Regions from separate parts of the Homo sapiens genome. Here region 1 is linked to region 2. The links are chromatin loops, found by intact Hi-C in ENCODE. Cell type or tissue: prostate gland. All regions are shown on one strand. Each heading gives the region's core, and the rest is flanking DNA. Links, peaks and the distances in the headings are about the cores only. Region 1 overlaps CLCN4 (chloride voltage-gated channel 4). Region 2 overlaps MSL3 (MSL complex subunit 3).

Region 1 (5,338 bases), core at 1-5,000, 1.6 Mb before region 2:
GAGCCTGCTGGATGCCTGGTCGGGATGGGTGGTGATGCTGCTCATCGGCCTGCTGGCGGGTACGTGGATGGGCATGCGGCACTCCCGTGGGAAGCTGCAGAGGCCGAAACCTCAAAACACGAACCCTCTGGGAGATTTGGAATATAGCGCGTGTCGCTTGTCGCTTTTACCCCTGTGGGAGGGATTTATTACTTGAAATATCTAAGGGCAAAATGCATGGCTGTATATTTAACCTAAAATCCATCATCAATAAGGCATGCCCAAGGCATGAGCTCAGGCACAGGCTTCTGAAGAGCTGTGACGATAGAGCTGGTAGCCTTTCCACACAGAGCAGAGTTTTCTTACTATACCGGATTTGACTGAAAACACACATTTTTTTTGGAAACGGTCTTGTTCCATTGCCCAGGCTGGAGGGCAGTGGAATGATGCCAGTTCACTGCAGCCTCCACCTCCCGGGGTTGAACAATCCTCCCACCTCAGCCTCCTGAGTAGCCAGGACCACAGGCATGCGCCACCATGCTCAGCTAATTTTTGTTATTTTTTCATAGAGATGGGGTCTCACTGTGTTGCTCAGGCTGGTCTCAAACTCCTGGGCTCAAGCCATCCTCCTGCCTCAGCCAAAGTGTTGGGATTACAGGTGTGAGCCACTGAGCCCAGCCAAGCACACATTTTATATTCGGTTATTCTTGATTATGTAGATGACAACAAAATCAGGGACTGTTTTATCTTCAATAACAAAATGTCATATGAGATTGCCTTTTGCTACTACTGGTAGGCTCTGGGATGAACTGGAAACATCCTGCAACAGTCAGCACCATGCTAGACACCCACGGGAGCTGAGGCAGGCCCAGGGGCCTCCATCATCCTGACCCTCAGGAACTCTGCATCTTTCCTTTTTAGAATCCCAACACCGTGTTTGCGAGCAGTAGATGTTTCCAGAGTAAATGGATGCTATCTGGAGGGGAAACACGTCTTTTTAATATCAAACGCACCAGCCCTTCCGGGAAATAGTTTCCTGAAACTTATGTCCTTTTAGGAGATTGTGAAGGTTAATGTCTAAGAATAAAAAATTTGGCATGACGAAGAGGTTTCCTTAATAAAAATCCCCTGCATATAACAACATAATAGTTATGGTTAGAGAACAGATCAGGGAATTGACTAGAACACAGGCAGAATATATGTAGTAAGTGGTCTAAGAAGGACAGAACACAAATGGGGCACAGATAGAGTTTTGTGATTCCAGGGGCTTTCAGTTTCCAGGTGATCTTGATTTATTCCCTAGCTCATCGGAGGAGGGGCTTGGTTGCCAGGGAAGGGCTCTACCTCCCTCACCTGCCTCAGCATTCCGTAAAGAGCTAAGAGGAATGCTCAGAGGGGGAGTTCTTTCCTACTAGTCACAGATGCTGTCTGTCCGTTTCTCCAAGCCTGTCCTTCCTTTACCAGTGGCATTTCCCGTCATGTACTGGCAGCAGCCAGGGCAGGAAATTAGACTTCATTGTCACAAGGGATTGGACGACCAATTTTGCTTGACTGCTTCTATAAAGGCCTTTGAAGGTGGGCCAGGTGGGAGTTTGCTATGAATTTTGATGTCCTTATTTAGAGTAGATTGATAAAACCTTATAGTGTGTCATTTTTCTTGGCTCGTAGGAAGGAGAAATAAATAGGGTAAATGAAGAAACTCAGAACAGGAATAGATGTTCTGATAACGGCACAGCTTAGATTCATTGACTGACCTAGGAGCCCAACTGGGCTGACTTTAATCTGATTTTGACCAGCTGGCTTTATTATCCACTTGATTTCCATCAGCTCTTTCACGAGGGGGAATTAAAAACAATATGCTGCTGCCCTGGCTTCACTTAAACAGTATCTCTGGAGAGGACCTCTAGCTTGAATACAGCCTGCCCCTCCCCTCTGTGATTGTAATGTGCAGCCAGGGGTGAGCACCACTGGCCAAAGGAGAGCCCATGCGCACGTCAGCAGGGGAATACATGGGAGGGTGAGAATGGGGTGATGCTGAAAATGAAGGGACTACAGTGTTCTTTTGATTTGGATGCACTTTGAAGGGACAGCCAGAGAGCCACGTCCCACTCACTTCCCCCTTCCTCGCTGGACTAACAGTGGAGAGGACCTGGGGTCTCACTGCCTGGCCGGCTGTCCCCTCAGTGGCTGTTGTCTTCGGACTCCCCTCATGGGTAGGCCCACAGCATCTCCGCATGTGCTTATCAGAAGTCACCGCTAGGTGTCACTGTTGGACCACGAAAGAAAGCTGAGGCCTGCTGAAGCGCAGTCAGAACCAGAATCAGCAAGGAAGATTGGGTGTGCAGTAGGGGGGTTGTGAATGAATGAATAATGATGAAACTTGGGGTGATCATCCTGTTTGCCCCTGGATATCTGCAGGACCCTCCCATCTTCTTCACCTTCTTCTTCAAATACTGCACGATGTCACTTATCTGTGGAGTCCAAAAAAATAAAACCAGTGTCATAGAAACAGAGTAGAAAGGTGGCTGCTAGAGGGAGGGGTGGGGACAGGATGGGGAAAGAGATGTTGATCAGAGGGCGTAAGTTTCAGTTAGACTGGAGGAATAAGCTTTAGTGAGCGGTCGCACTGCATGGTGACCACAATTAATGATCATGTATTGTATATTTCAAAATTGCTAAAAGAGTAGACTTTAATAATCTCACCACAAAAATAAACTGGGGAGGTGATTCGGTTGGTGCGAAGGTAATTGTGGTTTTTGCCATTAAAATAACGGCATGATCGGATCTTTAATTAGCTCGATCAAGTCTTTCTATAATGTATACATAGATCAAAACATGACATTGATATACACAATTATTATGTGTCAGTTTTAAAAAGTTAAAAAATCAAGATAATGAGCTCTTTGCCTTTGTTTTTCCTGTGGAAAAACAAAGAACTGTGGATAGTTCTAAATTTGACATTACCGGACCCTGTGGAAAGACCTCATGAAATACTAAATATTATGGTTCTTGCGTGCTGTTGCTAGGGGGCAGTGTTTACTTAGCTGACTCTGCAAACTAGCATTAAGCGGAACCAAGCTTGCATCCAGGATTTCATGATCTAGAGAAAATACTTTGAGCATGTAGGATTTCTTTTCACTGGGTTTCAGTTTCCAACTTTAAATCAGGAAATAGTTTTCACCATTCCACAAGGTATATGTACTTCAAAACATCATGTTGTATATGATTACAACATACAATCTTATGTGTCCATTTTAAAATGAAAGAATAAATCAGGAAATAGCTAATGATATCTCTAACTTAATTAGACTAATTATATATATTTGTATATTTGGAATCAAGTCTTTCATTATTGAATTGCATGTTTAAAAATTTCAAACCTGTCTGATATTTAAAATTTAAAAAACAATAAAATTACATCCCTCTCTCTGTAAGCCTCACCTCCCTCACCTGCTCTATGGATGTATATATGTATGTATGTAAAGCTTTATTGAAATATAACTCACATTCCATATAATTCACCCATTTAAAGTATACAATTCAGTGGTTTTTAATGTATCACAGAGTTGTACAACCATCACCGTGGTCGATTTTAGAATAATTTTATCATGCCCAAAAGAATCATTATACCCTGTAGCTATCAAGCCCCTGCTCCCCAACCATCCCCCTTCCAGCCCTAGGCCACTGTTAACCTGCTTTCTGTCTCTATGGATTTGCCTATTCTGGGCATTTCATATAAATGGAATCATACAATATGTGGTCTTTGTGATTAACTTATTCTACTCAGCATAATATGTTCAAAGTTTGTCCATGTTGTAGCACGTGTCAGTACTTCATTCCTTTTCACTACCAAGTACAATTCCATTGTATGGATAGACCACACGTTGTTTATCCACTTATCCATTGATGGATATTTGAGTTCTTTCTACTTTGTGACTATTTTGAAGAATGCTGCTATGAACATTTTTGTTCAAGTGTTTGTGTGCATGGATGTTTTCATTTCTCTTGGGTATATGCCTAGGAATAGAATTGGTTTTTTTGAGACAGGGTCTGGTTCTGGCGCGATCATGGTTCGTTACAGACTGGGCTTGAGCAATCTGCCTGCCTCAGCCTCCTGAGTAGCTGGGACTATAGGCGCGTGCCACCATATCTGGTTAATTTTTTTTTTTTTTTTTTTTTTTTTTTTGTAGAGACAGGATCTTGTCATGCTGTTCAGGCTAGTCCTGAACTCCTGGCCTCAAACGATTTGTCCACCTCGGCCTTCCAAAGTGCTGGGACTACTGGCATAAGCCACTGCGCCTGGCCCTTATACTTTTTAACAGAGCCTTTAATATACTTATTTTCTCCTGTCCCAGGTACAGTTACACAAAGGCAGGGGCCTGGGTCTACTCTTTGCACTGCTGTATTCCCAAGACATGGATGAGTAACTGCCGTGTAGTAGGTACATGTTCAGTAACTATCCCTTGAATGAATGAATGGACCTGAGTTTTCTGATTTTTTCATTCATTTATTTATTGCAATATTTTATTCAACATGGATATATAGTGCCAACCATGCACCTGACATGGATATAACAATGGACAAGACAGATAGGGTCCTTGCCCACTTAGAGTGGACACAGGGTCTGGATGCCAGGCCTGACCCCCCACTGTGGTATGAAAACCAAACAATGAAACCTTTTTTACCCACCACTTATAGACTAGTGGAAGTACACACACACACACACACACACACACACGGAGAAAAAGAGAAAGAGAGCTAATTGTGATATTAGGATGCGAGAGGTGTGGTGATGGGGAAGGACAGGCAGCCACAGGAATGCCAGGGAAGTACACCTAACCCAGGCTTAGGAAATCAGGAAAGACTTCCCAGAGGAGGTGATATAAATGCTGGAATCTGGATGATAAGTAGGAGTCTGATGGGAGGGGAGGGCAGTGCTTGCTGAGATGGTGCAGGTAGGAGAGCGTGGCACATTCCAGGAACATGGAGTGGGCAGGGTGTGGGGAGTTAGTGAGGGAAAGAGATGAAGCTGGAGAGATCTGAGGGGCCAGCTGTCAGGGTGGGTGACCTGTTGAGGATTTGGGTGTTCTCCCAAGAATAATGGGTAACCATGGCAGGGCTTTCCACAGGGGAGTGGCACAGGTCAGTCTGGCATTTGGAAAGCCTATTTGACCACAGTGTGGAGAGGCCATGAATGGGGCAGGACTGAGGCTGGAGACCAGAGAGGAAGCTCCTGCAGCAGTCCAGCCAGCAATGACTTCAACACGGTGATCTGAAAGACAGCCCGAGTGGGGATGGGGGAAACTGCAGTGATTCAAGAGAGATTTCAGAGGTGGAGCTGCTGGGATATGGGGATTGC
Region 2 (5,386 bases), core at 72-5,071:
TTCAGTGGCACTTAACAGCTTCATTGACACATCCACATATACAGTTCAATCCAGTAGTTTTTAGTGTATTCACAGAGTTGTGCGACCATCTGCACAGTCAATTCCAGAACATTTTCAGCACCCCCCCACGAGAAACCCCATACCCAGTAGCAATCACTCCCCACTTCCCCTTCTGCAAGCTCCTGGCAACCACTAAGCTGCTTTCGGTCTCTCTGGATTTGCCTACCCTGGGTATTTCATATAAATGGAAACATAGTATGTGGCCCTTTGTGATTGGCTCCATTCACTAAGCATAGTCTTTTAAGGTTCATCCACATTGTAGCATATGTCAGTGCTTTATTCCTTATTTTTTTAACCAAATAAAATTCAGGTGCTATCTGTTAGGAAAGTCTTATCGTTAAAGGTTGGTAATTTCTGAGAACCAAGTTTAGATTTATGTTCTGCAGTTTTTAACAGTCTTGAGGCAGTCTTTAATTCAGTTGCTGTGTGAATAATTTCATCTTTTTCTTTGGAAGAGACACCTGTGCATAGCAGATCATCTTCACCTATTCCTCTGACTCCTAGCAAGGAAGGGAGTGCTGTGTTTGCTGGCTTTGAAGGGAGAAGAACTAATGAAATAAACGAGGTAAAGAATGTTTGATGTTTGTTCCCAATGGTTCCTTTATTTGTGATTACTTCAATTCTATAGGTGGAAGTCAAGGTTCTTAAAGCATCATGTTGCTGCTATTACTGTAAACATTATCAAAATTGTACGTAATTTTATGCTTAACACTGTGGGTTTTGGTTTCTAAAGTGAGAAAATTGTTAGGATTCCAGCCCTACACTGACAATCATCTTTTAAATAAGTGCAATTATTGAAATACCAGTATTTTTACTTTATAGAACAGATGTCAATTTCCACAGAGGGCCAGAGGGTAAATACTTTCGGCTTTGTGGGCCATATGGTGTCTGTCAAGGCTACTTAACTCCAAAAGTAGCCACAGATAGTATGTAAATAAAATGAGTGTGCTATATTCCAATAAAACTTGATTTATGGACACTGAAATTTGACTAGCATTTAATTTTCATGTGTTTGAAAATTTTTTTTGTTTTTCAATCATTTAAAAATATAACATCCACTCTTAGCTTGTGGGCAATATAGAAACAGGCAGTAGTTGGGCGGGATGTGACCAGCAGGCTGTAGTTTGCTGACTCCTACTTTAAATCCCTGATTCCCCTCCATCATTAACAGTAATACCAATAGCCGTCCCTTCAGGGATGGGCTCTAGGCCACCACTGTGCCAGACACTTGAACCAAATACTTTGAATTCTCGAGATCAGCCTTGCCACCAGATTTCCACTTGATAGATGGGAAAACTTTTCATTTTAAAACTATTTTTAAGGCCCATTAGGTGATCTGTAGGTGGTGAGTTTGTCAGGGATTCTGAAGACGTCTCAGTTTATCAGCATATTCTGTGAACGTCTCCTAGGAGGTGAGATTTCCTCTTTTTTTAAGGTGAGTAGGAGTTGCACAAGGGAAAATGGCTTTGCTAGGCAAAGAACATTTTTTTCTTTTTTTGACACAGGGTCTCACTCTCATGCTGTCACCCAGGCTGCAGTGCAGTGGCAGGATGTTAGCTCACTGCAGCCTCTGCCTCCTGGGCTCAGGCGATCCTCCCACCTCAGCCTCCTGAGTAGCTGGAACTACAGGCTCATGCCACCATGGCCTGGCTAATTTTTGCATTTTTTTGTAGAGACTAAGTTTTGCCATGTTGCCCAGCCTGGTCACCAACTCCTGAGCTCAAGTGATCCTCCCGCCTCTGCCTCCCAAAGTGCTGGGGTTACAGGCATGAGCCACTGTGCCCAGCCTAGGCAAAGAGCACTTGATGATGGGAAGAGAAGTCACAAAACTTTCTTCCAGACGATAACTGTCTTCAGTAGTGTGTACCCTAAGGTCTCTTGAGAGACTGCTCAACTCTGCTGTTCCAGCAGGAAAGCCCTAAACAAAGGGACGTGGCTCTGCCATAAACAAAGGGGTGTGGCTCTGTGTGCTGCCCCCTTAATTCATTCATGGACACTGAGAATTTAATGTCATGTGATTTTCACATATCACAAAATATTATTCGTATGATTTTTTTTCCCCAACCATTTTGAACATATGAGCATGGGGCTGGATTTGGCCTAGGGGCTACAGTTGGCTGACCCCATAGAGAATCTAGAAAGCCTAATTTGTGTTATGATGATTGTTGAGGGTAGGTTAGGAAATCCCTAGTTCAAGCAGTCCCTGACATGCCCATTTTTCAGATAAGAATGCACTACGAATTTTATTATTGAGGGGAAATCGTGAATTTAAGGGGCATCTGAGTTGTCAAGTAAGGGCTATTCCCACTCCGGTCTGCAGTGCGAATGCGCCATCTAGTGGTTATAGGTACAGCTGCAACTTATAGTTTGAAAGTGCTTTCTGGGAAATGGTTGGGGTTCAGGCGGCTCTCACAAGGACTCATGAGACCTTCGTGGATTCCCACCTTCTTACGTACGTCTACCACCGTGTTTTTTGACCAGGGCTCTTTCTCTCAGTTCCAATCGCTGCTCCACAGTACTAGGGGCTGGTCTGGGCCAGCACATGCCAGTAAAGGTCCATCAATGATTCCCATGCATACCCCACTGGGAATCCCCCGACTAGAAACCTACCATTTTTCCCCGGAAAATGTGTCTTCATAAATAGAAGATTATAAACTGCCTTGAAACACAGAATTGAGTGAGTGAGATAGAGCCAGATGACCTGCTTTTGTACGTGCCAAGTGCTGTTCATGCCTCTGAGATTGCAAAGTCCTGTATGTTTCCTTTGAGTCACTTTCAGAATGGTTCCAAAGCTTCAGCTGTGTGCACTGGGCAGGTGCTGGGGATGCTGTAAAGATGCTGGAACGATCCCTTCCCTCAGTGCTCCACAGTGCAGAAGTGGGGCGCTGGGGGTGGAGACCTAGGCGAGAGTCTAGGCCTGTCTAGGCAGGGGCCAAAGTGAAGCTAGGCCTTTGTTCTGGATCCTTCAGGGCCACCTTGGTGCTTATTAGCTTCTGGCAGTTCCATGTTGTTAAACTGACTATATCAGTGTTTCTGAGTTTGTGGGGGCATCTTTCTTTCTGCTTTGTCTGCTGGTGGACTTCCTCCAGTCTGACTGTTTCCATATTGAATATGACGTCCCAAAAGCCAAAGTAGCAGCTCAGTAGAGTAGGCTCTGGTTCTATAATTTGCTGAAGTACTTTTACGGAAATTCATCAGAGAGTTTTGAAATGCAACTCTCCCTTTAACAAAAGCCCCAGGTCCACCCACAGTTCTGAAATTCAGAATGAAGACAAATCAGTTATCAGGTTTGAAGTCTATTTCAGTTGATTCAAGGGGTTAAAAGATTCAAATTCGTTTCCATAATGAATCTAACAGCAAGAAATTAAGGAATCTTGAAACAACAGTAATATTATTCAGAACATCTATGGATTACTTTTTAATGCTTCATTCTCTCTCTAGTGCAGCAGGATTTTCTTTTTTCTGGGTGGAGGGGAAGGGGGCCAGAGTTTCACTCTTGTTGCCCAGGCTGGAGTGCAGTGGCACAACCTTGGTTCACTGTAACCTCTGCCTCCTTGGTTCAGGTGATTCTCCTGCCTCAGCCTCCCAAGTAGCTGGGATTACAGGCGTCCACCACCACACCTGGCTAATTTTTTGTATTTTTAGTAGAGATGGGGTTTCAACATGTTGGCCAGGCTGGTCTCAAGCTCCCGACCGCAGTTGATCCACACACCTCGGCCTCCCAAAGTGCTGGGATTACAGGTGTGAGCCACCGCGCCTGGCCATGCAGCAGAATTTTCAATAAAGAGAAAGGACTAAAGAACCTAAACAGTTACAGTTATTTATAGAGAATAACTGTTGCGAGTTAAGAAATTAAAGACTTTCTTGATCTATTTTAAGTGTTTTTGCCTTTCATCTTTGTTTTTTGTAAGCTTGTGTTTATTTTGATCCAATCACTTATTTTTTCCCCTCTACGTACAATTTACTGTCATAATTGTTAGGTGGTTGGAAGTGTCTCCATTAAGAATAACAAAAGCATTCAATTCGTGCTTTTTCCAGGTCCTCTCCTGGAAGCTTGTGCCTGACAATTACCCCCCAGGTGACCAGCCGCCTCCACCCTCTTACATTTATGGGGCACAACATTTGCTGCGATTGTTTGGTAAGAATCCTGGTTCCTGCCTTCTTTCCATTTTTCATTTTGTATTCTCTTGTTAGCTTTCTGTACACCTTGTGGTTTGGGCTATAATTATCTAACTAAGAAATTTGGGGATCCAAGAAAAATTAAAAGTAATCTATCAAAGAAAAGGCATTGAATGAATCTTAAATTTCATAAAAATTATGTTTGTAATATTTGTACTGCTACTCTGTCTTTGTTCAGTAAGAGTTTGGGGATTTGTTTGATAATGTGGATGTTAATTTCAGTTCCAGTAGAGATAAGGAGGGGCCCAGACCTTCCCTGAGTGAATCCTATGCATTGTCAGATTCTGCTAATTGTAAATGGTTTTGCCTTTATTTTTAATGCAGTGAAACTTCCAGAAATCCTTGGAAAGATGTCCTTTTCTGAGAAGAATCTGAAGGCTTTATTGAAGCACTTTGATCTCTTTTTGAGGTATTTTTATTATTTTGTCAAAACTTACACCTGTTGCCATATATGTGGCTTTTCTGAACTTCTCTTTAGCACATGGGGAAGTCAGCTCTGTGATATTTTAAATAGTAGAAGTATTACCTAAGCATGGTTGGTTCTAACCGTAATGGGAATTAGGAGTGGGTTTTTTTGGTATTTCTTTTTTCCATAATTTCTCTGGTTTCTGAGTTAGGGGCATTCATTGTACAGAGGTGAAGTTTTTTTGTCTCACTAGAAGAATTTAATTTAAAAAAACCTTATAAATAGAAAATAAATTTTCTAAAGTAGAAGTGATTGAGATTGATGATAATTTAGTTTTACATTTTTTTATTCAACAGTACCTCAAGTAGTGGACTTTCCTTTGTTGCATGTACATAAACTAACTTAAATAGTAGCATTTATAGGTTGGATTTCGGTGTTTACTTTAGAATTAAGAGAAAAGACCCCTTGTCTGTGTTGTCATGTATGAATTCAGACCAAGGTATTGTTTCCTGCAGCTGACAAAGCCAGTCATTTTTTTATCTAATAGGATCATTTGATCTGAGGCTCTGCTGTGTCCTCTCCCTTCCAGATGATGTCTATGGACCACTTTCTCTCCTTGGCCTTCAAGGCTAGTTGTCCCCCTGCCTCACCCAGCTCATCCTAGCTACCTGACTTTGTTTCTTCCTTCTCTTTAAGGAGTATCTCTTCCTTGTATCCAGGCCCCACCCTGACTTATCAAGT

Evidence for each region. Peaks named below come from ENCODE experiments on the same cell type or tissue, not always from the same donor. Only the 100,000 strongest peaks of a DNase experiment are listed, where the experiment ranks them.
Region 1: it touches region 2 in a loop (5-fold over the local background); 5 of 110 quality-filtered maps call a loop at or near these places.

What each region holds. Positions count from the first base shown.
Region 1 is chrX:10,187,556-10,192,893 of GRCh38, forward strand. It overlaps CLCN4 (chloride voltage-gated channel 4), which reads left to right. Exons shown (of 13, transcript NM_001830.4): 4 at 1-59. Among named protein-coding and RNA genes, the nearest start is that of CLCN4, 33 kb to the left of the region's middle. RefSeq lists a silencer at 2,196-2,325. In prostate gland, for the core only: CTCF peaks have their summits at 2,219 (motif pointing right) and 2,990; a DNase peak (open chromatin) is centred at 2,246.
Region 2 is chrX:11,768,058-11,773,443 of GRCh38, forward strand. MSL3 (MSL complex subunit 3) reads left to right here. Exons shown (of 13, transcript NM_078629.4): 10 at 516-625; 11 at 4,099-4,198; 12 at 4,564-4,648. Among named protein-coding and RNA genes, the nearest start is that of MSL3, 13 kb to the left of the region's middle. In prostate gland, for the core only: a CTCF peak has its summit at 2,382 (motif pointing left); a DNase peak (open chromatin) is centred at 2,404.